Regions from separate parts of the Homo sapiens genome. Here region 1 is linked to region 2. Evidence: chromatin loops called from intact Hi-C (ENCODE). Cell type or tissue: MCF 10A. All regions are shown on one strand. Links, peaks and the distances in the headings refer to the core of each region. The heading gives the core; the rest is flanking DNA. Region 1 holds the start of LOC105374128 (a long non-coding RNA gene). Region 2 has its middle 63 kb from the start of CLDN18.

Region 1 (8,339 bases), core at 136-8,135, 100 kb before region 2:
ATGTTGAGCATCTTTTTATATGCTTGTTGGCCATTTGTGTATCTTCTTTGAAGAGATGTTTATCCAAGTCCTTTGCTTATTTTAAAATTGGGTTATTTGGGTTTTTTGTTGTTGAGTTATAGGAGCTTTATATATTGTGGGGTTAGATATGATTTGCAAATGGTTTTCTCTCATTTTATAGGTTGCCTTTTACTCTGTTCATTTTGTGTTTTGATGCAGAATTTTCAATTTTTATGTAGTCACGTTTATCTATTTTTACTTTTATTGCCTGTGTTTTGGTGTCATCTCCAAGAAATCCTTGCCAAATCCAATGTTGTGAATATTTCTCCCTATCTTTTCTTCCAAGAGTTTTATAGCTTTAGGTCTTATATTTAGGTCTTTGATCCAGTTAAATTTTGTATATGTTATAAGGTGGGGAGGGGGGAGGTCAAATTTCGCTATTCCGGACATGGATATCAAGTGTTCCTAACACCATGTGTTGAAGAGACTGTCCTTTTCCCATTGAATGGTCTTAACACCCTTGTTGAAAATCATGTGACCATATATGCAATTTTTATTTCTGGGGTCTCTATTCTACTCCATGGGTCTACATGTCTGTCTTTATACTAGTACTACACTATTTTGATTATTATAGCTTTGTCATAAATTTTGAAATCAGGAAGCATGAGACCTTCACTTTTGTTTTCCTTTTTCAAGATTGTTTTGGCTATTCAGGGTCCCTTGAGATTCCATATGAATTTTAGGATAGATTTTGCTATTCCTGCAAAAAATGTTGGGATTTTGATAGAGATTGCATCACATTTGTAGATTATTTTGGGTAGTATTTACATCTTAACAATACTAAGTCTTTCAATCCATGATCACATGATGTGTTTCCATTTATTGGTGTCTTCTTTAATTTTTTCCAGCAATGTTTTGAAGTTTTTAGTGTACAAATCTTTTGTTTGCTTGATTTGGTGTATTATTATCTTATTCTTTTTGATGTTATTATAAGTGGGATTGTTTTCTTAATTTCTTTTTCAGATTGTTCATTATTAATGTATAGAAATGCAACTGATTTTTGTGTGTTGATTTTGTATCCTTTAACTTTGCTGAATCCATTTATTGGTTCTAACAGTGAGCTATTCTTAGTCATGGAAATTTTATCATATGTTTTACCATCTTGCAAGACACAGATACTCTGATTATTTTTCTCTTTTAGAATTTTATATTGGCTATTTTTCAAATTTGAAATCACATCACATTCTTGTGAGGCCATCCCAATCTCCACATATGGATGAACGCATGGAATGCTCTGATGGGTAGGTGCCTTCATGAATTCTAATTAGAAATCTTCTTTGAAGTTGAGTCTTGAACCTTAGTTGTGGGCATCTTCTGAATACTTCTAAGCAGAAAGTCTCATTTCTCGCAATTCTTCCTGTTCTGGATTCTCATTAGGCTAGTTCTCTGTAATGCAGGAGTATAGTCCCTGGTAGTGTGAGGTAGCATTGTGCTATAGGCTGTTAACAAAAAGTTTTGCAGTTGATCCAAGGTTGCTAACTTTTATTTTGCCAAGTCAGCACATAAAATAAAGTATGCAACAATCACCATCATTTTATAAAGGACACTTTAATACCAGAAGAGTAAGAAGATAAGACTCTCCAAGAATGGACAATTGGCCTCATACTTTGTCTTAGACAAATGAAAATTTAGCAATGGACCAGCTCTGGCCCACAGCCTAGCACTTGGGAGCTGCTGCACTGGTTTGTGTCTTTGGACCATACCAGCTCTTCCCTTCCATGACTGCATGGTTCAATATAAAAAGGGAAAATTTAATTAGCTATATTTTCTGAGGTAAACTGAAGAATGTCCTGAACTTATACATATAGGGATAACATTGATTGGAAATATATAATAGGTTTATAGTGACAACCTGAAAAAGGTTTTTATCACCTGAAAACCTGAGCCCACAATTTAGGAAGTAGAAGATGCTCTGGTCTTGTGGCTGGAACCTAGTAGTGGTGTGTAACTGAGATAAAGATGAAGACCATTTTCAGCTTTAGAAAATCCAAAGTGAATTACATATTTATAATAAGCTGACTCACATGCTATAACCAAATTCTAGGCTTTTAGGGAATCTAAGTAAAGTAACCTCTAAAATCAACAGAGCATCAAGTGTGATTCTGCACTTTTCTTCTCTTCCCCGTGTCTCTCATTGCCAGTTTCTTCTTTCTTTCTTTCTTTCTTTTTTTTTTTTTTTTGAGATGGAGTCTCACTCTGTTGCACAGGCTGGAGTGCAGTGGCCTGATCTCGGCTGACTGCAACTTCTGCCTCCTGTGTTCAAGTGATTCTCCTGCCTCAGCCTCCTGAGTAGCTAGGATTACAGGCATGCGCCACCATGCCCAGTTAATTTTTGTATTTTTAGTAGAGATGGGGTTTTACCATGCTGGCCAGGCTGGTCTCGAACTCCTGACTTCAGGTGATCCACCTGCCTCGGCCTCCCAAAGTGCTGGGATTACAGGTGTGAGCCACCGTGCTTGGCCTCACTGCCAGTTTCTGAGGGGAGCTGCGAAGGTCCGCTAAGTCCTCTCCAGGCTTAGGTGGAAAGGATGTGGAAGGAATTGTCCTGCACCTGTGTGGCCTTCTCTACATCTGTGTTCATGCTTGTGTCTGTTACAAAAGGTTGCAAGCCTATCTCCCTGCTGGATGTAAAGATGCAGGCTCAACGTTTAGCATAGTCGACAGAAAACAGAGCTGCCAGTGGAGACACTAACATGTGTTAAGTTCTTTGGGAAGGAGGTGTCTCTGATGCTTATATCACTTGCATCTGCCCATAGCAGACACTCATCATCTGATAAGCTGAACTGGGCCAATTCCAAGGCAGTAATTGTGCCAGGAGTGTCTTCATGTATTATTCCACCTAATGACAAGACAAGCGAGAAGAGCTAACCTAAGCAGGGAGCCAGAAAGAAAAATGTTTCAAAGGGATAGAGAGGACTTTAAGTAAAGCTTGGGGGCGGCGGGGGTAATATAAGGACCTGATCCAGAAAAGATGGGATGAGCTGAATTGTTCTTCCATTGGCAATAGCTGACCATTGTTAGGCTTTTGTGGAAGAGGAAGCTGCATTTTGTACTCAATAAACTATCAGTGCAATGGATCAAATGATTGGTATGAAAGAATAGAGAAGTGCCCATTGATTCTGCGATTCTGACCTCAATCAGGGATCTTAGAGAGGAGATCAGTGAGAACTTAGACCACATAGCTGATCACTAAGGGTTCATTGAACCCACAGATCCAACGGCCTTTTCTTTGGTAAATTGAGCATAATAGTCACATGGAGGGAGTGCTTTGGGTTCCCCGAGTGAAGGTGATGGGCTGGTTTAAAAGCTGCCACTGCTTCGGTTTTATTTTGTGCATGTCCAGCCAACAGGTGCCTTCCACACGGTGGCACTGTGGGCCACAAAGTGAATGGCTACACAGGCACTTTTTAATGACAGGCTAACTTCACTGTAAGAAATAAGTGGGGCTCCTCCAGCCTGCACCACCACTCATGGTTTGGCAGGACTTGATGAATTGTCTTATTCATCCAGGCAACTCTCCCGTGATTAAAAAACAAAACAAAACACAAAACCCCCAACATTTAAAGATAGAAAATGGAGCAGGACAGGGTATGGCCTCTCTTGCTTTCCTGCATACCCTTGTGTTGCCACGGCCCAGCTGAGGTCCTTGCACAGAAAAGGCAATCAACAAATATTGATGGGTTTCACAACCTGTACCTGCACTCAAGGAGCCTCACTATTAGGAGCTTTTCCGCAGCCTGGAAATATCCAGCATGCATGGCAATCCCACACTGAAAGGTCCTTATGACCCTGTTGCTTCCTCAGCTGCTGTACCATTTCTGTCATTTTGTTTGTGGATACATCTAATTGATTTGTCTATACCGGCTGAATCCTTTTCCTCATTCTGCCAGTTTCTTATATATATTCACTCTTAACTGAATCTGAGCTTTGGCTGACATGCCCTTGAACTGCCCTTGAACTATTCCTCACTCCTCAACTTCCCAGCACATATGCATACCACCACTATTTATTTTCTTTCTTTCTTTTCTTTTCTTTCCTTTTTTTTTTGAAACAGGGTCTTGCTCTGTTACCCAGGCTAGAGTGCGGTAGTGCAATCACAGCTCACTGCAGCCTCAACCTCCCAGGCTCAAGAGATCCTCCTCCTGCCCCAGCCTCCTGAGTAGCAGGGACCACAGATCCAGATAACTTTTTATTTTTTATAGAGATGGGGGTCTCCCTATGTTGCCCAGGCTGGTCTTGAACTCCTGGGGTCAAGTAATCCTCCCATCTGAGCTTCCCAAGGTGCTAGGATTATAGGTGTGCACCACTGTGCCTGGCCCCACTGCAATTTTCATTATCTCTGCCATCATCACTACCACCTCCACCTCCACCACCATCATCACCACCACTACCTCCTCCACCTCCACATCCACCACCATCACTACCATCACTCCACTACCACCATCACCACCTCTACCACCACCACAACCACCACCTCCACCACTACCACCTCCACCTCCACCACCACCATCACTACCATCACTCCATTACCACGATCACCACCTCTACCACCACCATCACCTCCACTACCACCTCCACCTCCACCATCACTACCATCATTTCACTACCACCACCACCACCACAACCACCACCTCCACCACTACCACTAACACCTCCACATCTACCACCATCACTACCATCACTCCATTACCACCATCACTACCTCTACCACCACCACAACCACCACCTCCACCACAACCACTTCCACCTCCACATCTACCACCATCACTACCATCACTCCATTATCACCATCACTACCTCTACCACCACCACAACCACCACCACTACCACAACCACCTCCACCACTACCACTAACACCTCCACATCTACCACCATCACTACCATCACTCCATTACCACCATCACCACCTCTACCACCACCACAACCACCACCTCCACCACAACCACTTCCACCTCCACATCTACCACCATCACTACCATCACTCCATTATCACCATCACTACCTCTACCACCACCACAACCACCACCACTACCACAACCACCTCCACCACTACCACTAACACCTCCACATCTACCACCATCACTACCATCACTCCATTACCACCATCACTACCTCTACCACCACCTCCACCACAACCACTTCCACCTCCACCACCACAGCTATTACCACCACCTCTACTACCCCTATTACCATTATTACCACCCTCTTACCACCACCACCATCACTACCACCACCTCCACAAACACCATCTCCATATATTTATGCAAGTAATCTGAACGTTGTTGCCTATTTGTGAAAGTAGCTTCCATTGTAGAATGGGTGAAAGAAACTGAAGATGGAGGACAGGAGCTCCAATTAAAATTCTAGCAGCCACAAACTTGTTTTATGACCTTGGGAAAGTCATGGAACCTTTTGTTTTCTCATCTGTGAAGTGAGGAGGCTGGCAGAGTCAGTCCCCTAGACTTACAGCATATATAATTCCATGAATGCTGCAGGCTTTAGAAATTTACTTGTACCTTTAAAAAGGTTAGTCAATTTACTAATTATAACCTGAAAGTCTTTTTGATATTTAGAAAATCCTCTTGCTTTTTCTTTGTTCTTTGAAAATTTAGAGCTGCCTCATTTCATAATGCCTGAAGCCTATATTTATAATCAGCATCTATTTCATGGTTCCGAGCCGTTTTTCACATAATTGTCTTTTTTTTTTTTTTTTTTTGCTTTAGAATTAGTTCTTTTGTGGCTAATGTATAGCAGAAACAAAATGACTTTTGAAAAAGCCCTTCAGGAATTATGGGGTTCGCTGCTATATCATTAGGGGCCCACACAGCTCTGCGACAGAACTGGGTCTTAGAAGGAGAAGGCAGCCCTGTTCTGGGAGACGGAGGCAGGGGGTGTTTGCAGATCTGCAGTGGGCGTAGATGGTGGTTTGAGGGTGGCCTGGAAGAAGCCAGAAAATGGTAGTCTGGACTTGAGAGAGGAGAGGGATGAGGTGTGTCCAGGGAGGTCTGCAGGGGGCAGTAGATCACAGAGCACAGGGAGGATGAGCGCGGAGGGTGCAGGTGACAGCTCTGTTGCTATGTGGGGCACTCTGGGCCCTTCGGCAGGGAACGTCACCTTACCTAGGACCCCCAGATTAGTAGATCTAGGTGCATTTGGGCTTCACATGTCATGCTGGTGACATCATTGCTTACTTGCGATGTTGAGTCACATGTCAGCCTCCTGTGGATGTTGGCTTCCAGCAACTCCCTCTAATCTTGTTGCTGTGCTTTGTTGTTGAGACCAAATACAAATCCTACCCAGAGTATGCAGAGAATCTGAATGATAATGTTCTGGTCTTGTTAAATTTGCCATTTGAAATTTCATAATGTAAATGTAGCATGACACATCTACCAATCATGTCTTCTCTTTGACTTTTTAGGCCTTAACCCCCACATTCCTAGAATGTGATTTCTTTCAATGTTGACATACCCCTGCCTTCCACACACAGCCATCTGCAGGCCGGCTAGGCAAAAGGCCTGTGGATGGAGTGAGAAGAGCAAGATATGTCCATTGTGCAAGGCATGCCCAAACATTTTCCACCATGGCTTAAAACTGAAGCTGGAGAGCATGATGTCACCATGTCAGCTGGAGGCAAGAAAGGACATTGGTTGGAAGGGACCACTGGTGTTGCAGAGCAACAGTCTCGAAGGCTCTCGGAGGCTATGGCTGAGACCACCCCCAGAGGCCTGCTTCATATGTGGCATGAAGCCCGTGAGGTGTGGGGAGACTGCCCTGGGAGTCAGAGTTGGGCACGCACAAGGTGAACGATGCCTGCTGCCATTGGATGTCATAGACCTGAGGCAGCACTGTGAACAGAACATGGAAGGGTGAGAGTGGATGCATGGGTCCACACATGTGACAATGGGCTTTTGATAGCCCAGAGTTCTGAACTTATTCTGTGAAAAATGTGAGTGAGAGTCACCCTAAGTCAGACCTTCAGCACCATTTTAGGCACCCATACCCTAGGATGCACATCGTGGGATTCGTACTCTGGGATCCACACCTTGGGATCTCACCCTGGTAAGCCCACCTCCCCTTTGTGTTTCTCAAGCCACAAGTGAGTGGTGCTGCCACAGGGTTCTCCATCTAAGGCACGTCCACCTGGGGTATCAATTTTATTTGAATATCTGAGGGGATAAAATTAAGCATTTTAACTGGGAAATAACTTTATCTTTAAACAGTTACAACAGATATAGATGTATTTTGAAGCAGAATGCAACATGCACAATACTTCATACTTAGAGCTGTCCACTTGAGTCCTGGTCCTGCTGGCCTTGCAAGGACATAGGCTATTTCCTCTATGTATTTTTAAAAAATTTATTATCATTATTAACATATAATTAATATAATATAACTTCAGCACGTTAAGGTATACAATTCAGTAGTTTTCAGTATATTCATAATGTGCAACTATCCCCACAGTTCCCCTGTGTTTAAGGGTCCCTTTCATGGAAAGGTTCAGGAAGTGCTGCCTGCCGATGCCACTCTGCCTCCAGAGTAGAATTTGCAGCATCAGTGACAGGAGATAGGGAAAAACCTTTATTAGAGGAGGACTGGGTGTCATGGGGCTGCATTTTCAGCTCCTATCAAGTCCTTCCACTTAGGCAACTCTCCTTCTTTCTATTTGGGAGGCAGACCATTGCTTCGTGTGAGAGCTTGAGTATTCATGCTGTGATGTGTGGATTATCACCCAAAGAAACAAGGATGGAGTTTTCCTGCCATCGACATCACTGACTCACAAAGGACAGCTTAGAAACTGTGAAGACTCCTGAGAGACTAGAAGGGGCTGGACTTGCTTTTAATCAGGTTTCAATGCAGAGACGGGTGTCCTGTCAGTTCCCTTATTCAGAGACACGTTTGTTGTGGCATTAATAAACAAAGTCAGCATTCCCTGGAGACCAACAAAAGCCTGATCCAATGTGAGTTTGTGCGTTTCTGTAAAGATTTGTGGTGGGATTCCAGGCAGTATAAATAATAGTCTTCTACTCACTGCAGATACCTTGACTATTCCTGGGGGCCAGATCCTTGGTTATGTTTTTGTTTTAAATCACATTTTATGCAAATTCACAGGCAGGCTCAAACAATGGTGAGTCCTCTTGTCATTCCTGGCCATTAGCTCAGCTGAATGAAGATTCAGGAGTAGGAAAGCAAGTCTCTGAACTTGCCTCTGCTTTGAGATTTTCTTATCTTGCAGAGTCTCCTGAGATTTTTGCGACAACCATATACCTTCTCAAAGCCGT
Region 2 (8,339 bases), core at 246-8,245:
GTATGACATATCTTTTTGGATTCCTTTATTTTTCATCTTTCTTTTGGTTTTATTTTAGGTTGATCTTTAAAAAATTCTTATAATCTTTATACTTTAATTGGTAAATGTAATCTGCTTACATGTATTATGATGCTTAATATATTGGCATTAACTCCACCATCTTATTTTGGGTTTATTTTTTGCCATCTGCAGATGCAGGCAGGCAAGCCATTTCAAGAAAAACCTGGTGAATTAACTCATGGAGAAAGATTTACCAGGAGTGATTTAGGGTATTCCAGCCACTCGTATAATTTTACTTTCTTGCCAATGCTTGATTTTTTTGAAGAAATAAATCTGTTCATTCTACTATGGGAAAGGGAGAAGATGCAAAAGTTGATGTATGGAGGTAAATTATTTTTTTTCTCTCAGTCACCAAAAGCAAATGACAGTTGGTAGATTACTGATGATGATTGTTAGGATCAGTCAGCCATTCAGCCAGAAGGTGTTTGTTGAGTATCTACTATGTGCTGGGCATTGTGTTGGTGCAGGGATATAGTGATGCACAAGACAAACATTGTCCTTGTTTTCATGGAGAAAGTCAAGAAGGAAATGGTTATTAGCAAATAAGGCTCAACCTGGGTTCCCTGGGCTAAGAGTCACAGGAATCCAGGCATGGAAGGGTGTGGTGAGCAGAATGTTGGCCCCTGGCTTTCAGACTCTGGTGTTATGCCATGGGGTGAAACATAATTAAGGTTATCAATCAATGGACCTTAAAATAGGGGAGATTATCCTGGATTATCTAATTGAGTCTAATTTAATCATATGAGTCCCTAAAAGCAGAGAACTTTCTTTGGCTGGTGGCACAAGAGGAAGGCCAAAATGGAAGTCAGAGAAATGTGGCAGGAGAAATCAGAGCCAGATATTTGAAGCATGAAAAGAATTGCATATGCTATTGCTGTTTGAAGGCGAACGTGGCCCTGTGACAAGGAAATGGGGACTTCAGTCCTACAACCACTAGGGACTGAATTCTGCTAACATCAGTGAGCTTGGAAGAGGACCTCGAGCTCCAGATGAGAATCAGAGCCCCCTGATTTTAGACTGGTGAGACCCTGAGTAGAGAATTCATCCACACTGTGTTGGACCTGTAGAAACCATCTATCCATTCACACTGTGTTGGACCTATAGAAACCATCTATTCATCCACACTGTGTTGGACCTATAGAAACCACCTATTCATCCACACTGTGCTGGAGCTATAGAAACCACCTATTCATCCACACTGTGCTGGAGCTATAGAAACCACCTATTCATCCACACTGTGCTGGAGCTATAGAAACCACATATTCATCCATACTGTGCTGGAGCTATTGAAACCACCTATTCATCCACACTGTGATTGACCTATAGGAACTGTAAGATGATAATTGAGTATTGTTTTAAGCCACTAAGTTGGTGTAATTTGTTACAGCAGCAATAGGAAACTGATGCAGAGGGTGTAATTCTCCTGAACCAGAAGTGTCACTAGCCATTCCTCATGAGTCTTCCAAACTGCCCTTTGCTATCCTGGCACTCTGGTCAGGTCTCTACTGCTATTCCATGTCAACATGCAGTGTAGTGGTTGTGTTTGCAGGCTTCAGAGCCAGACCACCTGGGTTTAAATCCAGGAAATCCAGCACAGTGGTATGATCTGGACAAGTTTTTAAATGATCTGTACCTTAGTTTCTTCATTTGTAACATAAGGATAATAATAGCACCACCCTCACTGAGTTGTAGACAGGATTAAATAGTCAGTACGTGTAAAGGGCTTAGAAGAATGCTCGGCATGACATCTAAATAGGCCCTCACTGATAGCTGCTACTACGACTGCTAGGACTTCTATAGTTATTCATCTTGAGTCCCACTCCAAAGCCCTCAGTCATGAAGCATGAGAGAAGACCTTCCTCAAGTTTCTACTTATTAATTTTCCAAACTTCTCTGAAAAATGCTCTGTTTGCATTTCTGCAAGCTAAGGATGTTCCTTAGAGACTTTCAGTGCTTTCTGATGTCTGACTGGAGAAAGATAGTTTCTTTCCTGGACCCATTACCATATTTCCAGCACAGGCATAATTTCAGATACTGTGGCTAGGAACATAATTTGGAATTTCTTTACTACTCACTGGCTGTTTGATTTCGGACAAGTTAACGTTTCAGAACCTTAGTTTTCATATGTGGAAGCTGAAGATATTAAATGCAGTGAGAATTAAATGAAGTAATGTAAAGTGCCTAGTACAATGATTTTAAGTAGAAGATATGATTATTAGTGTCATTTCCAGGAACAATTTTTGAGGTTAACTCTAAGTTTTGCCCTAAGCTGAGCCCTGGGGCACTGTATCCAAGAACCCACTTTTGGGCAGGGGAATAGCCTCTGGACCCATCTCCCTCCTAGGGACACACAGCTTGTCAGGGTTCCTCTTCATTTAGCCTGCAGATAGCCATTGCCATCTGAATTTCACAGCAGGAAGTTGATCTAGATAGCCTTTGCCAGCAGTAGACCCTTTTAGGTGCAAGTTGCCCAGTGTGAGATCCCTAATCACCTTCTTTGAAGATGAGGATGATGGCTCAGCTGCATGTAAAGACCTCTGTGGGTCAATGTGCTTGCTTTAACATTGAGTATTTTGTTGCCACTTTGTTCCTTCTGTCTTCAGATGCCAGTGAGGTACTTCTCCAGCATTAATAAGCACATAGTGAAACTTGAGTCCCAGGGTCAAGTAGGATTAAAATTGAGTGACTTTTGGCTTCACTACTTGTGCACTTGCTGGGCTGGGCTGCACCAAGCAGGCTGGAGCTACTTCTGCAGAACATTGCCTTAAAGTGTCAGGAATAAACAGGCATGTGCCTGGCGGATGTTGACTCGCACTACCACATTCCCTCTTTCTAGCTCTCCTTGATGGTGGAAGTGTCTGTGGTTCTGACAGATGGCACAGCGCTGGGGGATGCCTGGGGATAGTGCTACTCCCCCATTTCTGTGGGAAGCCAGCCCAGGAATTCCTCTTCATCTGACCTGGTGTGGATGTCTGTGAGGTTGGAGCTCTCTGACAGTGGTGCCTCTCATCAGAGGCTGCTTGATTCCCTGTCCCATCTCTACTTCTCCACCAGCTATGCTTTCTACAAATGCATGTGTCTCCTCTGGATGGGACACTGCTTCTCAGGCTTGTTGTTGGCCATCAGTGCCAGGCTCAGAGTAGATGCAGCATTGACAAGGGGAATATGTGAGTCAGCAGAGCCCAGTAAGCAGCCTATAAACCAAGCTGGTGCCCTCAGGGTTTCCAAAGGTGTAGCTGAGCTGCTATCAAGAGTCCTGTCAAATTGGGAAGAACATGCTGACAACTTGTTTTAACATAAGTACGTGCTCTGCATTGGGTCTTTCCCATGTTCTTCATTTGTGCCATAGAAATTCCTTCTTTCACCTTTAAACAACTTCAAAAATATTCCTAATATAAATGCATAGCTTTTCTTAAAATCCTGACAATTTGGCTGGGCACAGTGTTTCATGCCTGTAATCCCAGCACTTTGGGAGGCTGAGGTGGGTGGATCACAAGGTCAGGAGTTCAAGACCAGCCTGGCCAATATGGTGAAATTCTGTCTCTACTAAAAAAAATACAAAAACTAGCCAGGTGTGGTGCTGCACGCCTGTAGTCCCAGCTACTCGGGAGGCTGAGGCAGAAGAATCACTTGAACCCGGGAGGCAGAGGTTGCAGTGAGCCGAGACTGCGCCACTGCACTCCAGCCTGGGTGACAAAGCAAGACTCCATCTCAAAAAAAAAAAAAAAAGAAAAAAAATCCTGATAATTTTATAAAAACATTACTGCATTTATTGACTGTCTACACTTGCCAACTCCTTTACACACTATCTCACTGAATCCTCACAAACCCAGGTGAGACAGTGCTTCTCTCAGCTTACAGATGAAGAAACAGAAGCACAGAGGATTAAGTAAGTTGCTCAAAATCACACAGTTAGAAATTGAGGTGCAGAAAAGTCAAGAAATGTGCCCAAGGTCATGTAACTCTTAAATGCTATCATGGGGGCCTGAACCGAGGCCACTTCCACTCACACTTCATTGGCTCACTGGAATCACGTGGTGATGCCTGACTTCAAGAGGGGAGTGAATGCAATTCTGCTATGAGCCTGGGCAGTTTCCTTATAGTAAAGAGGTTATGGTAATCATTACATCTATTTCATAGGAGTGTCATAAGAATTCAATGAGTGATTGCATATTAAATGCTTGGCACAGAGTTAAGTCCTTATTAAATATCAGCTGTTAATATTCTCCCTATGGGATGAGCAATTTGACATATGCAACTGTGTGGATTTATTTTCCTTCTGCATAAAGTTGACTAAATGTCTCCTAAATATTAGACCATGTGCAAGGTGGTTAGGGCTATGAAAATGGACAACAAAGGAGCCACTGTATAGCAAGGATAAGTTGAAAGCTGTTTTAGTTCTGATTCCCAATCTTGGTACATGCTAAGATATACCAGAGAGGATTCTGAAATCTTACAAAGAACATAGAGTTTGCCTACCAGTTTTGGCTTATTTTATGTCACTGACACCTTTAAGGTATTGCCAAGTTTGTGATGGTAGTTGTGAGATTTATTTATTCTCTGTTTTAAATTAGACATTTATCCCACAGTTCACCTAATGTTTGCATTTTTCTTAGTTTGCCCTTCCCTGTGGCATCCTAATAGGATGTGACAATACAGCTCGCCTGTTACATGGTTGAGTTCTGAAGATTGCATTTCATGTTTCCAGGAAGCCTTCAGGCCCCGGGGCTACTTTCTTGGAGGAAATCAAATCATCTTATGACCACTAGAGGGCAGTAGCAACTTACGGATGCAATAGGACAAACAATCCCCCCTTCGCCCCGCCCCCGCAAAGGTAAGTTGCAGATGATCGGCTAAAACTGGCACTCATTTAACAGATGAGGAAACTGAGTCTCAGGGAGGGCAAATTGTTTTTTCAAGATCACACAAAAGATGAGTGGTAGGTTTGCATCTGGAAGCTGATTCAAAGTTTGAAACTTAATTACAAATGCTACCGTAAAACAGAAAATCAAATTTAGGCATCAGAACTTAAAGAATTTGTAGTAGATGAAAAATAGTCATATCGCTGGCAAAAAAGGAAAAAAAAAAGAAACAAACAAAAGAGAAAAAAGAAAGTGAAGACTAAATATTTTGCTTATTCTCATGCGTGCCTAGAAAGGACATCCTGGGACTCCACCACTGGTGAAGAAAATCTTAACAATCTAGGGGAAGAGGCTGTTACCAGAGCAGCATCTGAAAGCCAGGACATTGCAAGCGAAAGGTGGCTTCTGGAGGGGAGACTTGGTAGGGAGTCATCCTAGTAGTTATAGGTTATCACAGGCCTAGAATGATCAGGGATAAAGGAACCCACACCTACATTCCAGGCTGGCATCCCTGGACATTCAAGAAAGGTTCAAGTTAATGCCCCAGCCAAAGCTCTGACCATCTTAGTGCTATGATGAGAATATGATTTTAAGGCAATATCGTTTTAGCTAGAGATCCAATACAGTCATTGTATAACATAGCTGAGTCTCCTCCAAAGTGGACAATTTTTCCCTATGAGCAACCTACACCTGGGAAATGCTTAGCCAGGATCCATCTGTATCAATTAGAATTAGATCTGGCTATTAAAAAACAGAGACCCAAGGCCTGGTGTGGTGGCTCACGCCTGTAATCCCGGCACTTTGGGGGCTGAAGTGGGCGGATCACCTGAGGTCAGAAGTTTGAGATCAGCCTGCCAACATGGTGAAAACCCCTGTATCTAATAAAAATATAAAAATTAGCCGGGTGTGGTGGCAGGCACCTGTAATCCCAGCTACTTGGGAGGCTGAGGCAGGAGAATCATTTGAACCCAGGAGGCAGAGGTTGCAGTGAGCCGAGATCACACCACTGCACTCCAGCCTGGGTGACAAAGTGAGACTTCATCTAAAAAAAAAAAAAAGAACAACAACAACAACAACAACAACAACAAAAACCCAGAGACCCAAAATAGCAATGATCCAAATAAGACAGAATTTATTTGTGTCTCTTGAGGGTCCAGAGACAGGGAATCAAGGGAAGGTATGTAGCTCTGCTTCACAAAGTCCTCAGAGACCTGGCCACCTCCATCCTGTTGGTCACACATGTGGCCTTATTTGCACAATCACCTCATGTCCCAGGAGGGCTATAGCAGACTCTGACATCATGTTGCATTCTGGTCATTAATGAGGAAGGGATGAAGAAAAGGATAAAGGATAAGTAGCAGTCATCTATTTAGGAAGATTAGGTTCCTGGGAATGTTATGTGAAACATCTGCCCACAATTCATTGATTAGAGCTTGGCCACATGGCCATGACTCCTGCAAGGGAGGCTGGAAAACATAGTGTTTATTCTTAGCGATTACTCTGCTCAAGTAAAAATTATGGTTTTAGTATTATGAAAAAAAGGGAACATGGATATTGACGAGTAGTAACTGAAAATCTTTGTGCAGTAGACCTGGGCATGAACCACCCAGATTCCTCTTCAATGAAGGACTTGCTTTCTGGGTGTACCAGGAAGTGTGGTTAGCAGGTGACTGTCAGTTGTGAGTACCTTCAAGGGTTGGCCTCAGCTGTAAATAGCTGAGGTTACAACTTCCCTAACAGCCAACATCCAGTGATTTAACAAGGTGGCAGTATAAAGGCCCAACATTTCCAGCCCAATCAGACCTGCATTGTAAGCTAATCCTGCTTTCACCCCTTCCTTTCAAAGGTATTGGTCCCCAATGAGCACCTTACACCTTAAATTTTGTCTCCCCATCTGCTTCCAGAGAACCCAAGCTGGAATGGTTGGTACCAGTAATGGCTGGTTAAAGAGTGTCGGCAATGAGATACCGTTTTGGAGTAGGATTATTCACCACCTGTCTGTAGTGAGGAGCTTATCACTGTTGGTGGGTGATCACAGACAGCATCTGGTATAAGATGGAGGTCCAACTGTTAAACAGTGGTGAATTGGGGGTATTGTACAGTGGAAAGGAATATACTAGCAGACAAGATGTGTCAGGCTGTTTGAAAGGTATGAAGAAACAGGAGCTCTAAGGGTAACAGTATTGGATAGCTATTGCTAAGTGCCAGTGATAGCCTACACTAAGATAATGAACAGTGCAGGACAAGTAGCAGGCAATTGAAAGGCAGGTGTGAAAGCCAAAGAGTCTCCTTGGTTATATACAAAGAAGCCCCCTTGTCTTGCTTGAAGAACAAGAGGAAGCCAAGGATCAAGCTTAGAACCTTATAGGTTCAGTGGCTGAATATCAAAGAAAGTTAAATGTCCACTTAAAGCAGATCTGTTATGCCGGAGTTAGGGCCCTGATTAGGAAATCCTAGGACTCTGACACATGAGATAAAGACATCTGGGCAATGCTTCTAAGCATTTTGGCTTCCTAGACTGCCTTGAAACTTCTGAGGCTGCAAAAGTGGCTGAACACTCTCTGGTAAGTGCTAGCACTCCTCTGTGCTGGAAGAGGATGCAGACACCTCTTCTCCAAAAGGCAGTGGGTACCACCCCCTCAGAATCCACTCCTACTTCCCCTCTTGGGGATTAGGCCTATAAGCAGGGTTGGTCTCAGTACATCCCAGCTGAGAATGTGCTGGTCCTGATAAGGAAGCAAAAATATTCTACTTTTAAAAGGCTGCAAGATGTAGTCAATGTATCCTGGGACTACATTCTGAGAGTGTTTGATCAGGGGGCCCAGAACATAAATTGAATAGGGAAGACTTTGTTGACTTGGAAGTACTCTCCTGACATTCAGGATTTAACATCCTGGCAAGGACCCCTGACTAAGTAAGAATTTGCTACTAGGATGGCTCCTGGAAGCATGAAAGAAGCAATGCACTATGCTTAGAAAAGTTTAAATGCCAGAATTGCGTTGGCAGATGGTGGATAAAGGGATTAAACAGCTCAGGAAAGTGGGCATGCTAGAATAGGTATACTTTGCACAGCTGGAAGGCTAGCCAAATGGCTATGTTCCAGCATATTCTTTTTGGTCTTCTTAAATGAGGCCACATCATTTAAGAACAGCAAAAGAAATGTGCTGGTGAGGGGCCTACCTGAGGGTGGAGGGTGGGAGGAGGGTGAGGATTAAAAAACTACCAGTCAAGTACTATGCTTTTAACCTGGGTGATGAAATAATCTGTACACCAACCCCTTGCAACACACGATTTACCTGTATAACAAACCTGCACATGTATCCCTGAACCTAAAACAAAAGTTAAAAAAAAAAAAAAAGAAATGCATTGGTGAGAGGGCCTTTGGCATCACTAAGATGTTCAGTGGTAGCTATCCCC

Evidence for each region. Peaks named below come from ENCODE experiments on the same cell type or tissue, not always from the same donor. Only the 100,000 strongest peaks of a DNase experiment are listed, where the experiment ranks them.
Region 1: it touches region 2 in a loop (12-fold over the local background); 4 of 110 quality-filtered maps call a loop at or near these places.

Annotation. Positions count from the first base shown.
Region 1 is chr3:138,047,468-138,055,806 of GRCh38, reverse strand. LOC105374128 (a long non-coding RNA gene) reads left to right here and starts at 47. Exons shown (of 2, transcript XR_001740930.2): 1 at 47-1,301; 2 at 6,479-8,339. RefSeq lists an enhancer at 8,131-8,339. In MCF 10A, for the core only: CTCF peaks have their summits at 3,446 (motif pointing right) and 6,100 (motif pointing right); a DNase peak (open chromatin) is centred at 3,436.
Region 2 is chr3:137,943,054-137,951,392 of GRCh38, reverse strand. No RefSeq gene overlaps it. Among named protein-coding and RNA genes, the nearest start is that of CLDN18, 63 kb to the left of the region's middle. RefSeq lists enhancers at 2,216-2,884, 4,692-5,193. In MCF 10A, for the core only: a CTCF peak has its summit at 4,846 (motif pointing right); a DNase peak (open chromatin) is centred at 4,832.